2 separate regions of the Mus musculus genome follow, and region 2 is linked to region 1. A link is a loop called in an ENCODE intact Hi-C map of the cell type or tissue named here. Cell type or tissue: left cerebral cortex. All regions are shown on one strand. Links, peaks and the distances in the headings refer to the core of each region. The heading gives the core; the rest is flanking DNA.

The links. Peaks named below come from ENCODE experiments on the same cell type or tissue, not always from the same donor. Only the 100,000 strongest peaks of a DNase experiment are listed, where the experiment ranks them.
Region 2: it touches region 1 in a loop (2.8-fold over the local background); 2 of 42 quality-filtered maps call a loop at or near these places.

What each region holds. Positions count from the first base shown.
Region 1 is chr12:118,976,007-118,984,353 of GRCm38, reverse strand. No RefSeq gene overlaps it. Among named protein-coding and RNA genes, the nearest start is that of Abcb5, 14 kb to the right of the region's middle. In left cerebral cortex, for the core only: no CTCF peak of the experiment used is centred there; a DNase peak (open chromatin) is centred at 3,472.
Region 2 is chr12:119,403,799-119,412,145 of GRCm38, reverse strand. It overlaps a transcript of Macc1 not described here. Among named protein-coding and RNA genes, the nearest start is that of Macc1, 35 kb to the left of the region's middle. In left cerebral cortex, for the core only: no CTCF peak of the experiment used is centred there; DNase peaks (open chromatin) are centred at 1,420, 1,778, 3,410 and 4,473.

The DNA of each region.
Region 1 (8,347 bases), core at 237-8,236:
AAAGAATCCAAATGAGAGTTTTTCTTGAATGGACTCATGTTTCAAATATAGTTTAAAATTAAAAATAAAATGTTTTACATTAAGACTGTTTGATATTATAAACCAATAATTCTGCAAAAATCAAGCAAATTTTATGTTAATCAAACTATAAATGTTTTTAAATATTTTCTTAAAGCAACAGTGTTTATGTTAAGACAAGCTCAAATATATTTTAACTATTTTAAATTGTTTAATAGTTGCTTTGTTTTCAGAATTATTGACATTTACCATCAAATAATTTAGCTTTTGTTAGTACAATGATAGATAGATAATAGATAATAGGTAGATAGATGATAGTTAAGTAATTAAATAAATAGATGATAGATAATAGATAAATGATACGTAGATAGATGATAGATAGATAGATAGATAGATAGATAGATAGATAGATAGTTATATTGTTAAATAATAGATAGATGATAGGTAGATAGCTAGATGATAGATGGATGGGCGGATAGACGGATGGATGGATGGATGGATGGATGGATGGATGGATGGATGGATGGACAGACGGATGGATGGATGGAGATTGATAGATAGTCAACTGTTTTAACTAAAATTAAAGTGGTAGTACCTTAGAACACAGGTTACTCATTCTTCAAGGTATTTACCTAGAAGAAATGAGAGCCATATATTCATACTGCACTTCCATGTCTCCTACAGTATCACTCACAAAAGCTGTGATATGGAAATGAACCTAGTTGTCTCTTAATGTACAAATAGATAAAGAAGATGTGGTATACATACTATAGAATACTATTTAGACATAAAGAATAAAATTTTCAATTATAACATAAAAAATATGTTAAGTGAACCTGAAAAATATATTATGTGAAATAAGTAAAAGACAGAAAGGAAGACAGCACATGATCTCACTCATATGTGGGATATAACATAGAAGTTGAAAATAGAACAGCAGCTACCATAGACCAGAGCAGTGAGGATATTAAAAGATTAACCAGTGGGTTAAAAGACTATTACATAAGACTATTTGAAAAGAAGAGTAAGTCCTGAGGTTCTATGGCATAGCAAGGTGAATATAACTAACAAATATTTATCAGCTAAAGACAAAAAGAAAGAAAATAAAATTTAGTGACTCAACAGCTAACCAAAAACATTTGGAGAAACATTTTTAAAGATTTTTATTGGCATAATTAAGACTACATGATAGTGGGTCTTATTGTGACATTTTCATAAATGTGTAGAATGTATTTTGGTCATGTTTATCCCATTACTCTCTCTTAGTCTACCCCTACCTACTCCCACGAAAACCCTTCCTCTTCTCAAATAGCTCAATTCTACATTCATGTCTTTACTTATTTATTATGTATTTACCATGACTCAGTGAATTTCACTGGGGTTGTTCACAAGAGTATGAGTGATATTATTTTGGGGAGCATAAGCAACTTGCCAGTGGCTGCATCAATGAAGAAAATGTCTCTCCCTGCACCAACAACCTATAAATCCTCAGGGTTGTTTAGGCTTCATAAGATCCTCCTCCTTAGCAACAAATTCCCTGATAATAAAATGTTGACAGGCCCAATCTTATACAGGTCTATAGGCTACATAAGCTACGGTTTATATACTCTACAGCTGCTGTGAAATCAAAAAGGTCATAGCCAGGCCATGTCCAGGAGAAAGCATTCTATAGCACTCTGCCCCTTTCTCCAGATCTCACATTTTTTTCAGCCCATCTTTCATGATGTTCCCTTAACCTTAATAATATCAATGTCTTATTTACAGCTGAGCATTCAACAATCGCTATAGTCAGAAGTTTGGTCAACTGTAAGCCTCTGCAATAACTACCATTCACTACAGAAAGACATCTCTATGACAAAAGCTACCACCAGCTCTAACTTATAGGCAAAAAACATAAAGATTTAGAAGGCAAGTTTGACAAAAACATTGTGTCCATGTAGCAATATACCAGTTGGAGTCTGAGTTGTGGAAATATACCACTGGGGACCACTGGTTTTGACTAGGATTGCAGTACCAGACATGAAACCTCTCCTATGGAGTAGATCTCCAATCCAAGCAATAAAGTAATTTGTTACCCCCAAAATAGTGATACCACTTGTGTACCAGTAGGAACATCTTGCCTAGCAGGTGGTTATTTAAATATTTTAAAAATAAATAACACTGCTTTTTTATAAACTTTCTAACGAAGTTTCTAAACACTTATTCTGGAAAACAGGGAATGCCAAATTCTTTTATAAGAATAGTATACTTTGGCAAAAGTAATGAGAAAAACTATAGATAAATATCCTTCATTCATATAGATGCAAAATTTTAGACAAAATAATCACAAATCAAATTGATCAGTTAAAAATAGAATAACATAAAGATCAAAGGTATAAGTTAACCTTCAAAATCAGTTGCTCTAGATTACTCTTTCCACCAATATCCTGAAAGCAACATCCTTCCTTGTGCTGTATCTGCAGCAACCACCTCTTAGAGAACATGATGAAAGACAGTATGGATTTGGGAACTCCCAAATAAAGAGCTGAAGAAGGCTCACCTAACATACGAGGAAGGTGGCAGATCATCATAACTCTAACTTGCTAAAGCTCACAATGCACTGAAAAGACTAGGGCACTAATTGGGCAGATGGCTCCCCCACCAGAAGAGATCTCCAGGGTGAAATGCAGAGACTGGAGCCTTTGACCACACTGAAAGAGTTATCCAAGCAAGTGCTAGCATGGAACATTTTCTGAGACCAGAAAAGGAAAACTTCAGATTCACAGAAGATCTAGAATTTCCACAACTCAGACTTCATAAATCATGCAGTGATACAAATAAATAAGAGACAGGTAATGATACAAACAGAATAGAGATAAGGGCAAGAAGAACAGCAAAAGTCTTTCCTAACACTCAAAGACAGAACAGTAAAGCCATAAGAATGTGGCTGAAACTTTGATTTTCTAGATAATCCAGACAAGCCACTGTCCATTTTCATAAATGGAAAGAGATTGTTCTAGAGTGTATTCAAACTAGTCTTCTAACCATTGGGAAGTCTGGCAGCAGACCTATGTCCCCTGCAATACATCATATTCAGATCCCTCATCCTACTCCTCATCTCCATGGCCATATGAAATTGAGAATATGATTGCCACTGGTGTCTTCAAGTTGCTGATGAGGGTACTGTGACCAAATCCTGACTGTTGAAAACCTGACATGTCCATATCACAACTCTCATCAAGTTACCAATGCTACCTCCAGAACACTTAGTGTGGTTGTAGTGTTCAACCCTCAATTACCAGCTCAGTACCCCAATGAAAGAAAAATAGCCTACCTGTGCATTGTCCTATCTACAAATAGAAAGTCCCTAAATGCAGCTTCTAGCGCACTAAACAAGACACATTTCTAGGTTCCCCATACGGTGTTGGCAGAAATGCTTCAAAGAAACAGAAACTGACCTCATTCAAAATCTCTGAGGGAAACATTGGAAGGCATGGTTTGATGAGGGACATAAAACTGTGCCAGGAAGTATGGTAAGGTAGAGCAGGTTGAGACCCAGAGACTCAGTGGGCATAAACCTGACACTTAGGTGACTCCCATCTTTCTGCCAGACTCCTGACTTGGAACACATGCCTTGCTTCTCATGTAAAATAAACATATGAAATAAACCTAGGCTCAAAACAGAGTTCTCCATGCTATTGAGGTACTTAAAGGCCCTAAGGGCTTAGCCAATAAGCTTCCCTTCTCAGAAATTCCTCCCTGCAAAAGGCATGTAATCTCAGGCCCACCCTGAGAAGTGGGGTATGATTTCACACATCCACTTTCTACCATGACAATAAACTCTTTAGAACCATGAACTGAATCTTTTCACCAAGATCCACCATGGAGAGCCATGGAGAAGGCCTTTCCCTACAGAACCTCATCCTAATCTCCTGTAGAAGGCCTCCCTGCAATCCCAGCCACAACCTCCACCAAGCCTGCCTCCGCCAAGCTAAGGACAATCATCTGGGATGGGACAAGCCAGAGCTCCCCTTCTGCCCTGACCCCAGACTAGATGCTATCCCAAGCCCACAACCCCACATACACATACACAATCTTTTCTCTGCTCTTCCATGACTTCAAGCAGCACCTGGATGTCCAAGAGTCTAAGAAACCATGACTCCAGCCTTGTCACAGGCTGGGGGACCCTTGAACCAGCTCCACCAATTTTACACCTAAGACTGAGTTTTCCCACTCCCAGAGCTGTGCCTCAGCACTTCCCTATGCCCCAGCACCCACCCCGGTGGAGGTGTGAGATAAGTGCAGTCAAACTCTCCTTGTTCCACCTCCCCCAAGGGGGCATGCCCAGTAGCTGAGCAGATGCCAGCCAACAACCCTGGAGTTTGAAGGCTTTCAGATGTCTTACAGTACCAGTAGTCTTTGACCAAAGCAGTCATCCCAAATGACCAGAAAGACTCTAGCTCAGGCTTCCAGCATTGACCAATAGACACCCTACAACACAATTCATCTGAATTCTGCTTAGCCATACATTGAGTACTATCACCCATTATCCAGTAATGTTCCAGGCCAGCCATTCACAATGGTCTTCACTAGACTGAATAATGACTCCTGAAACTCCTGATTCCTATGAACTTGCCTGGCCCATCTTCCTAAGAAACAAATATCTTCTCCTGGGAGCTCTTGCCTTCCAAAGAAATCTAGAAGACCACACTCCCAGTTCTCAGTGAGTAACCTCTTCGAGGACCTTCAAGCGTCCTTTTAAAAAAATAAGTAGGAGAGTAAGGAATCATCAAATGAAAGGATGGCTTAGCCTCCAAACTCAGGGGAGAAGAGCAGAAAGAGGAGGCTGATCAAGGGACTGTTGGGCTGAGATGAGAAGAGCAGAAGGAGGTTGCGAGTGTTGATGCAGATCCTCCCTATCTGTGAAGTATTGGCAATGGTAGAGCACCACTTACTGCTGACAGGACACACACTGACTGAATCCTTGAATCTTCCATTTCACTTGAAAGAGAAACTATTTAATTGCCATTAAGGGAATTTGCATAAGTTAATAAGGATTTGAATTAACAATTGTGTGTACTCAAATATTATATAAATAGGTACTATAAAAAGCCAGTGTTTATTATCCAAAAGACTACACTAGTGGACCTACAGAACTCACATCTTTTTTTTTTTTTTTTTGTGCTGATTCATTACCACCTTCTTTTAATTGTACATTTTTTTCTTTTTTTTTATTAATTAGGTAATTCTTCACTTACATTTCCAATGCTACCCCATAAGTCCCCCAAGCCCTCCCACACACACACTACCCTCCCCCTTCCCACTCCCACTTCTTGGCCCTGGAATTCTCATGTACTGAGGCATATAAAGTTTGCAAGATCAATGGGCCTCTCTTTCCACTGATGGACAACAAGGTCATCTTCTGCTACATATGCAGCTAGAGACACCAGCTCTGGGGGGTACTGGTTAGTTCATATTGTTGTTCCACCTATAGGGTTGCAGACCCCTTTAGCTCCTTGGTTACTTTCTCTAGCTCCTCCATTGGGGGCCCTTTGATCCATCCAATAGTTGACTGTGAGCCTCCACTTATGTGTTTGCTAGGGCATGGCATAGCCTAGCAAGAGACAGTTATATCAGGGTCCTTTAAGCAACATCTTGCTAGTGTGTGTAATGGTGTCAGCATTTGGAAGCTGATTATGGGATGGACACCCAAGTATGGCAGTCTCTAGACGGTACATCCTTTCGTCTCAGCTCCAATCTTTCTCTCTGTAACTCCTTCCATGGATGTTTTATTCCCAATTCTAAGAAGGAGCAAAGTGTTCACACTTTCGTCTTCGTTCTTCTTGAGTTTCATGTGTTTTACAAATTATATTTTGTATCTTGGGTATTCTAAGTTTCTGGGCTAATATCCACTTATCAGTGAGTACATATCATGTGAGTTCTTTTGTGATTGGGTTACCTCACTCAGGGTGATGCCCTCCAGGTTCATCCATTTGCCTAGGAATTTCATAAATTCATTCTTTTTAATAGCTGAGTAGTACTCCATTGTGTAAATGTACCACATTTTATATATCCATTCCTCTGTTGAGGTGCATCTGGGTTCTTTCCAGCTTCTGGCTACTACAAATAAGGCTGCTATGAACATAGTTGAGCATTTGTCCTTCTTACTGGTTGGAATATCTTTTGGATATATGCCCAGGAGAGGTATTGCGGGATCCTCCAGTAGTACTATGTCCAATTTTCTGAGGAACCATCAGACTGATTTCCAGAGTGGTTGTAGAAGCTTGCAATTCCACCAATAATGGAGGAGTGTTCCTCTTTCTCCACATCCTCGCCAGCATCTGTTGTCACCTGAATTTTTGATCTTGGCCATTCTGGCTGGTATGAGGTGGAATCTAAGGGTTGTTTTGATTTGCATTTCCCTGGTGATTAAGGATGTTGAACATTTTTTCAGGTGCTTCTCACCCATTCAGTATTCCTCAGCTGAGAAGTCTTTGTTTAGCTCTGAGCCCCATTTTTAATGGGATTATTTGATTTTCATTGTATATATTGGATATTAGTCCCCTATCTGATTTAGGATAGGTAAAGATACTTTCCCAATCTGTTGGTGGCCTTTTTGTCTTATTGACGGTGTCTTTTGCCTTATAGAAGCTTGGCAATTTTATGAGGTCCCATTTGTCGATTCTCAATCTTACAACACAAGCCATTGCTGTTCTATTCAGAAATTTTTCCCCCGTGCCCATATCTTCGAGGCTTTTCCCCACTTTCTCCTCTCTAAGTTTCACTGTCTCTGGTTTTATGTGGAGTTCCTTGATCCACTTAGATTTGATCTTAGTACAAGGAGATAGGAATGGATCAATTTGTATTCTTCTACATGATAACTGCCAGTTGTGCCAGCACCATTTGTTGAAAATGCAGTCTTTCTTCCACTGGATGGTTTTAGCTCCCTTGTCAAAGATCAAATGACCATAGGTATGTGGGTTCATCTCTGGGTCTTCAATTCTATTCCATTGGTCTACTTGTCTGTCTCTATACCAGTACCATGCAGTTTTTATCACAATTGCTCTGTAGTACAGCTTTAGGTCAGGCATGGTGATTCTACCAGAGGTGCTATTATCCTTGAGGAGAGATTTTGTTATCCTAGGTTTTTTGTTATTCCAGATGAATTTGCAGATTGCTCTTTCTAATTCGTTGAAGAATTGAGTTGGAATTTTGATGGGGATTGCATTGAATCTGTAGATTGCTTTTGGTAAGATAGCCATTTTTACTATATTGATCCTGTGAATCCATGAGCATGGGAGATCTTTCCATCTTCTGAGATCTTCTTCAATTTCTTTCTTCAGAGACTTGAAGTTCTTATCATACAGATCTTTCACTTCCTTAGTTAGAGTCACGCCAAGATATTTTATATTATTTGTGACTATTGAGAAGGGTGTTGTTTCCCTAATTTCTCTCTCAGCCTGTTTATCCTTTGTGTAGAGAAAGGCCATTGACTTGAGTTAAATTTATATCCAGTTACTTCACTGAAGCTGTTTAACAGGTCTAGGAGTTCTCTGGGGGAATTTTTAGGGTCACTTATATATACTATCATATCATCTGCAAAAAATGATATTTTGACTTCATCTTTTCTAATTTGTATCCCCTTGATCTCCTTTTGTTGTCGAATTGCTCTGGCTAGGACTTCAAGTACTATGTTGAAGAGGTAGGGAGAAAGTGGGCAGCCTTGTCTAGTCCCTGATTTTAGTGAGATTGCTTCCAGCTTCTCACCATTTACTTTGATGTTGGCTACTGGTTTTCTGTAGATTGCTCTTGTCATGTTTAGGTATGGGCCTTGAATTCCTGATCTTCCCAAGACTTTTATCATGAATGAGTGTTGATTTTGTCAAATGCTCTCTCCACATCTAAGGAGATGATCATGTGGTTTTTGGCTTTGAGTTTGTTTATATAATGGATTATGTTGATGGATTTCCGTATACTAACCATCCCTGCATCCCTGGAATCAAACCTACTTGGTCAGGATGAATGATTGTTTTGATGTGTTCTTGGATTCGGTTAGTGAGAATTTTATTGAGTATTTTTGCATCGATATTCATAAGGGAAATTGGTCTTAAGTTCTCTATCTTTGTTGGGTCTTTCTGTGGTTTAAGTATCAGAGTAATTGTGGCTTCATAGAATGAATTGGGTAGGGTACCTTCTGCTTCTATTTTGTGGAATAGTTTGTGGAGAACTGGAATTAGATCTTCTTTGAAGGCCTGATAGAACTCTGCACTAAACCAATCTGGTCCTGGGCTTTTTTGGGTTGGGAGACTATTAATGACTGCTTCTATTTCTTTAGGGGATATAGGACTGT
Region 2 (8,347 bases), core at 296-8,295, 430 kb before region 1:
ATTGCGAAACACATTAAGGATGTTGTTTTGAGCTGTTAGCTTTGGAGTATTTTTGCTATGCAGTAATAAAAGATAATGAAATGTGCTACCCCCAACAATCAAAAATGCATACTAAAACAGACTTTATGCTGAATATGATTGAATTAACTAACATATTTAAATTACAAAGCAGAAAACTCAAGAAGTTTTAAAGGTAACAAACTCTCACTTCCTTCTAATGAAGTAGAAGTATTATGGTATCCTGAAGCCTCGGTGACAATGCAAATGCTGAGCCTGTGGCTTTTCTCTGTGGAGTCACCTCAAGGTGGGAGGTTACCTAGAATGTTTGTAATTTCTTTTTCTTTTTCCAAGGAGACCAAGTAGCCAAAAGCTGTACAAATTTCAGACCATATATAAAATTTATTCCTAAAGAATACTCATCAGTAAACATAAAATTCTCTTGGACATTCTCAGTAATCAGTCTTTTCTCCAAAAACATAATTTAGAATAGGGACAGCTGTGTTTTTATAGACCTCTTTTGTTAGAACATTTTATATATGATTGAAAAGTAACCTGAAAATTCCAAATTTCTACAACAGAGGAATAATTAAATACATTGTAAGTTATTAATTCAGGACATATGGTCATCTTAAAAAGAAGTCACAAAGTCCTTAACTATATGAAAGACTGTATAATGTCTACTTACAATTATGCAATACACATATTAAAGATAAGAACTGGAAGGGGATTTTGGAGAAGGGAAAACTGTTAGGTTGAGGTAATAGTCATGAGATACAACTTTGCCTTTTACTTCTTTCTAATTCTCATTTCTCATCTAGTTACAGCCTGTTACAGCTAGTAGAAAGTGATACGAACACTTTCAGTAACTAGTTTCTGATATTTATAAGATATATGCTGCAAAAGTTACAGCTAAACCAAGGGAACTGTTTAATAGCCCAGCTAACAAGGCATGTCTGGCTGTAAAATACCACTTCCTGCTTTCTTGTATGTAATGTTGTGTCTAATGTGGAAAAAACCAAACTATCATTAGGAAGGTAAACTCAGAATCTGAGAGAAGTTTGGCGCCTTTCTGTTCTCCTTTTTACCTCACCAACATCAAAGTAAAACCATTAGGAGCCAGGAAATAAAAAGCCAACATCTCTATCCTCTTACCATCTCCAGAGAAAGAGACACACATGTGTTTTCTCTCTCCCTTCCTTCCTTTTTCATCTTCCCTCTTTCCCTCCCCTTCCCACTCCTCTCTCCAATAAGTATTTTTAAAGAAAAAATACACTATTTAAGACAAAATTTTGGATACTTGAGGAATGGTAGGAACAGCAGCATCAGAGTATAGTTAGGTTTGTAAAATGTGGTTCCCAACACCTACAACCACTCCTTGACTTCTGGGAGCCTCCTTGTTACCATCTGTGAAGTAAGATGTTCTCATTTACAAGTTCTATGCATAAATTATGGTTCCATTTTCAAACAAGAGAATATAGTTGCCAGGCATGGTATCATACACTTGTACTGTTAGTACATAGGAGGCTTAGGTACTTGAGAGCTTCAAGCCAGCCTGAACTACAGAGAGATTGAGATCCTGTCAAAAGAAAAAAAAATTAAATGTGAAATAACACTTTCCTGAGTATTTTAAAACCTCTTTATTCTTGTTTATATTCCAATTATAAATCACTACTAAGGGCTTAGAAGGTAACATTTTAAGTGATAGAAATAAATTTAGATAAAACAGTTGCTGGGTAAGCCAGATTCTGATATATATATATAGCTCAGTGCTGCCAGGGGGAGAAAGCTGAGCTTTTATTCTTTTTCCAAATGTTGACCACAGCAGAGCAAAGAGGCAGTTATTGCTCATATTCCAGAGGATGGGGCTGCAGGAGGTATAGCTAACATTAAGGTGTTTGAAAATGCCATGTGAAAACCTACTATCTTATATGCTTCATGTAATATATTCATATAATATTTTATATGTAACACAAACACACACAAATCATACAAATGGCTTTAATTGGAATTCCCATATAAAAGATATAATGCTCCTCTCAGAAGACATAAGCTGCCAAATGAAAAGCCTAATGCCAAACATAAGCTACCTGTTGTTCATCATGGCTATCCCAAAGACCAGCAACACAATACAGGCTGTTGTCATTGTTCTTAGTTGCCCACAAGAACTCAGTAAGACAAATTGCTGAAGATGCCATACACTTTGCCATAAGGCATAAAGAAATCAAGTTGATGCTGACCAGGAAGTTCTTCCCTGCTGGCTAGCTTCCATAGTGCTAAAAAGTGTTATATGGGTTGCTGTGGGGGAAAGTTATCAATAGCTAGGAACCCTGTGAACTATAATAATATACCAGCATAACAAGTTATGCTATGGGTACAATAGAGGCACAAATATTATGGGGGTAATAATTGTTTTATGAATGTGTTTATTTTTCTTTATAAGAGGAAGCATGCCTGGTGCCATAAATTCGGTCAATAATGTATGTTTGGAGAGCTCATGGACCCTGAAGGTGAACCTACTACAATTATTTTGCTGAGTGAATTTAGAATCAAACTTCCCTCTAAACTAAATATCTCTATGACTATAGGTTAATATAACAGATAGTCCTTATCAGAGAAATTTCTTTGTGCGGTTGAAGGTAATGAATGCAGAAACTCACAGTTGATCAAACTGCAGAAAATAAGTATCACTGGAATTTTCAGCTACAAACAGAGCATCTGTATCATCATCTTCTGTCATGGTTAAAATATACTTGGCTGAGGAAGTGACACTATTTGTAGGTGTTGCCTTGTTGGAATAGGTGCATCACTGTGGGGGTTGGCTTTAAGACCCTCATCTTAGCTGCCTGAAAGCCAGTATTCTGCTAGCAGCCTTCAGATGAAGATGTAGAGCTCTCAGCTCCTCTACACGATGTCTACCTGGATGCTGCCATTTTCTGCCTTGATGATAATGGATTGAACCTCTGAACATGTGAGCCAGCCCCAATTAAAAGAGTTGCCTTGATCATTGTGTCACTTCACAGCAGTAAAACCCTAAGTAAGACATCTTTCAAAGCAAAATACCATCTTTGATGAGGAAATGGAAAGATTGTAAGAGTGAGAGATCAGGGAAGACCAGAAAGAAATAGTATCTTCTGGATATGGTGGAACTGCTGTAAAAGTAAACTTTATATGCCTGATGTAACTGTCATCTCTGAGGCTTACTGCCTCTGTCTGCTAACCTAGCTCTAGTCCTGGAAGCTTCTACCTTCTGTGCAATCCAATTGAGGCCTAGAATGTTTTCGGCCTCTGAGACTTACTGCTGAAAAAGCTCACCCTTTATTGTTCTTTTTGTATTCTGGCTGGCTGGTTCAACTCAGCTTTCTGGCTCGAAACTCATTTCTCAACTGACTGATTTAAATTAGCTTCTTTCTGTTTCTGACTGAATGATTCTGCTTGGCTTCACACTAACTTTGGCAATGTGTTATAATTTTCTGGCTCACTCTCATTTTTCTGGCTTGTTGCGTCTTTATCTGTGTCTAACTCTCTCTTCAACCTGTCTCTATAAAACTCTTTCAGTAAAGCTACCTTCTCCCTTTCTGTAATGCGCTCTCTCTCCTCTTTCCTTTCTCTTCTTGTGTGAGTTGGGCATATCCTATTTTGCCAAATATTTCTTTGATTCTTTGTCTGCCACTCAAAATAAACATCACTTTCAAACATAAGTGCTTCCTTCTAAAACTGACTTTACATTCATTGTTTGGGATTAAGGGCATGTCTGTATTCCAGCCAGAGGGACTAAAAGTGTGTGCTAATGGTGTTTCTGTATTCCAGCTAGAGTAGCCATGTTGGTGGATTAAAATCCTTCTACAGATTAGTACATTCAAAGAACTCAGAGAATCTGTGGGTAGCTGCATAAGAGCTGAACAAGATGAAGCCAGTCAACATTCTAACATGGAGAAGTAAGGGCCTCACAAGAGCCCCAAAACGAGAAGCTGTTGACAGTTGGTGACTTCCGAGGGGTCTGGAGGAGACAGGTCAGTTTTCTTTAAGGGTGTGGCTTTGGGTAGGTCAACCAAGTTTCAAGGGAAGGCATTACACCCATGAATATATACGGGAACATAAATTAGACATGGTGGGTTGTTTTTTAAAAAGATACAAAGTTGGGAGGGATTTGAAAATTAGGGGTTATCTGGGAGGAGTTGTGTGGGGGCTGGTAGAAGGTAAATAGGATCAAAATACATTGTATCAAAATCTCAAGGAATTAAAAAGAATGTTAAATTTTTAAAAATTGAATACAGAAGCTCTTAAATATTCAAAAATGAGACTAAGAGAAAGCATTCATTTCTGCTCACATGGCAGTGTATGAAGAGCCTTACTTAAGTAAGCCTTGTTGTTTTCATTGTACCCTAACACCTAACTCATTCAGAAACAAAATCCTGCCTGATCTGAGGCCCTATCTTTCAGAGTCCACATTGGCATCAAGAACCATGCCAAAAATTTAATTGTCACTCCAAACATCCATGTTGCTATTTTCAGGCAGCAATAGCAGCATCTACATTTCTCATAAGCATCACAGTATGAATTCAAATGTCACAGCATGAATTCAAAACTCTCTATATACATTTCTTAAAAGTCCTGATTACCATTCATGACATAGCAATTGCCAAGTCTTATTTAAGTCAATTTCAACAAGACATTTATTTGAAGAGTTTCAGAGTTTACCAAGGCTACAACGGCAACTTAGCTTAGGTTTTTGACCACAAGCGTAACTTTCTTTATACCTGACTTTTAAAAATACATATATAATTGCATTTATCAACCTGTCATCCTTGGTTAATATTGTATAAGGTTTGATTTTTGTTTATAATGAGATCCAGTTCTATTGATTATATATTTTTGTGAATACATACATCAAGCCATATTGAGGAGAACAGTATATGCATGTAAACAAATGTAATTGATTTGTCACTTTGTCTGCCATTCAACTAAGCATCATTATCAAACATAAGTGCTTCCTTCTAAAACTAACTTTGTCTTCATTGTTTGGGATTAAAGGTGTGAATTAGTGGCATGTCTGTAATCCAGATAGAGTAGCCATATTAATGGATTAAAATCCTTCTACAGACTGCTACATTTACAGAACTCAGACATGTATATTTGAGTTATACAAAATATGTTACTGCTAACAGTCACAGAAATGTTCAAATCTAATATTTCCCAGAAATTAAAGAATACATTGAAAAGACAAACCAAGTAAGAAATGTAGGAGTATAAAAGCTTATCCTCATTACCTGTGACCTCCCCTGTTTCACTGCAGTGAAAGCTCTCAGGTCACCTAAATGATTCAAAGTTTCTCCAAGGCAAAAAATCTGAATGCTTGTTTGACTTCAGTCACTTTCAGTATGAAAAATGAAATACAGCACAGCTGTGAGTTATCTGAAAGAACTTGCCTACCCAATATTCAGGTCTCTTCCAAAACTGGATCCAATGATACCCAAGTATGCATTTTGTTAACATAGAAAGATCTATCCAAATATTGACCAAAAGTTAATACTGGCCCAAAATATCATAATTATGTTCATGCTTTTGAAGTCAGTGTTCAGTTAGTGTGGTCATAAGTCTTTGGAACCAGATGGTCTTAGAATGAAATTTCTAGCTATTATAGTATAACTGTGCATTTCTGTTTTCAGTTTTGTTAGAGTTTTTACTGTTGCTTTTAAACTTTTCCAGAACCCCTGGACTGTCTGTTGCTCCAAAACTGGGAGCAGGGCCTTGGAGATGTTCACCCATCTATGTTGTAACGTTGGCTTCTAAATTGTATTTTATATAGTGCTGGAGATGACTCGATGGTTAAGCACACTTACTATCTTCAAGGGCACCTGAATTTTGTTAGTACCCACATCAGATGGCTCAAAATCACCTGTTAATCCATCTCCAAGGGATTCAACACCCTCTTTTGGCTTCTGTGGGCAGGTGTACACACTGGGTGCATTTACACACGGATATATATACAGATGTAAGAATAAAAAAACTTTAAAATTATATTTATATATTAAAGTATTTGTGCATAAATGTAATTTGCCACAGAATGTATTTGGAGGTAAGAGAATAACATAGGGATCAATTTTTTCCTACCCTGTGTGACCAGGATCAAGTGTGGGCCTTTAGGCTTCATGACAGGCACTTTTACTCACTGAACCTTCTCACTAGTGCTATCCTCAGGGATTTTTAAATGTTGTCCTATCTTTACTTTTTGACATATCCATGGGAACTTCTTTATGAAATAAAACTTGAGCATTCTGTCATGGTCCTGTTGTAAATAAACTGCTATTGAAGTAGCCTGAAGGTATGCTTCACTTTATAAATATTTCCAGGGAGAATTAAACATTAAAACACTTGTGGAAAATGAATAGAGATTCCTGACAAGATTTAGACGGGTCATGGAAAACTTAAGAAGGTTCATTTGAACTTTAAATTAAAGTCCTGACCCTACACCTGAATTTTACATACAACAGGAAAGTTTTAAAGGCCTCTTTGGCATTTAACATCACAGCTTTAAGGAAAAATGTTCCTAAAGCTACCACTAATGTTTTAATTTTTACTCTTTACAATATAGTTTTTGTTTGCTTGCTTGCTTGTTTATCCTCTGGAAATGTGCCTGCATCACTGGGAAGGATTTATCTGAGTGATTTCAACAGTCTCAAAGACCACAAAAGAAGGCAACACCCTCTAGTGTGGGGAAACGCTTAACCTACAAAGTCCTGGGGAAGCCTGCCTCATGGCTGACACAGGTGAGGAAGAGAATAGGGGGAAAGCCTGGTGTTAGATGTGACTTAGAAATCTCATGAAGACCACAGCATCTGGATTTCCTGAGAAGAGCTGATCCTCCAGGGAAGGATGAGAGTAGGAAGAACAGAAGTTAAAACACTGTGTTAGACATACCCAGCAAAGCAATGTCTGAGTCCTTTTCTCTGAGGCTGGAGAAACTCTGCACTAATTAAACTAGTATTTGAGAAAAGTCCCAAGAGTTGTCTGAAGAGCACTAGGCATCAAATACAAAGGCATCATGAGACCTTCAGAAGGATAAAGAGCCAAGCCTATTATGCCTGCTCATAATGTAAACAACGAAGAGATCAGCACAGTCCAGAAAGAGAGCTTAAAGGTAGTCAGTCACCTAGTAGGTGAAAGGGAAGAAAGGTGACACATAAGCCAATTTAGGCATGTCAGTTTTATCCATATCAGTAAATATTCTGTACAGACTCCACCCTTTGATTACCCAGTTGTGACTTGATAAGTTTCTAAAGCTGGCTTGCAGCAAGTTAGATTTCACTCAACCTCCCTTACATGGTCCCCAGTACTAACTTTCTTTTAGGATACCAATGTATATAGGCAAATTATATACATTCTATGCAATTAATTCAGTCAAAATAATAAATCCCACGAATCCTGATAGACTGGCCACAGGATGAACTCTTTATTATTATTATTATTATTATTATTATTATTATTATTATTGGATATTTTATTTATTTACCTTTCAAATGCTTATTCCAATTTCTCCCCCCCTCCAGAAACCCTCTATCCCATCCCCCTCCTCCTGCTTCTATGATGGTGTGCCCCGAACTTCCCTACACTGGGACATTGTGCCTTCACAGGACCAAGGGCCTCTTCTTCCATTGATGCCTGACAAGGACACATGATGAACTCTTTAAGTTGAAGACTCTACAAGGATAAAATAATAATGTTTGAATAGGCAAAACAATGAAGAGTAAATGAAAAAGAGAATACTACTGAGAGCATCTAACAAATCCTTTCTCCACATAAATGTGTTGTTGAGACTACAGAAAAAGAAGTTGTCTAAATGGGCAGGCACTGTAAAACCCTTCTTCATTGCAAAGCTCACTATTGATGCCAAATCTTCTGTCAGGGCTACTTCTTGGGTGACATTAGAAAAGAAGGGTGGCTAAATCATAGTAATTTGAATTTAAGGAGTGTCTAACATCTTACACTTGTGCTATAGTCCTCAAGAGTGTCTTAGAAGAGAAGCAACCAATGTCATTTGTGCCACGTGCACCTAAAACATTGAGATGTTGAAATATTATGCAGCTTGTATAAATAAGGCTTGTACAAGAAAGCTGTGAGTAGAAGGGAAAATTATTAGTTCCTAAAGGAGAAAATAGGTTCTCATATAAACCTTCTCCTAGCAATTTCTCATGGAGAATGTAGGTACCATCAGAACAGTTATCTGAAGCAAAAGACATGCTGTCCTGGGAGAGTGAGGGTAGTGTTTGAGGCAGAAGATCAGCTTAGATGATGCCAGAGAGATCCCAGATGGCCACCCTTGGCCTTGCCTGGCAAAATGGACACTTTG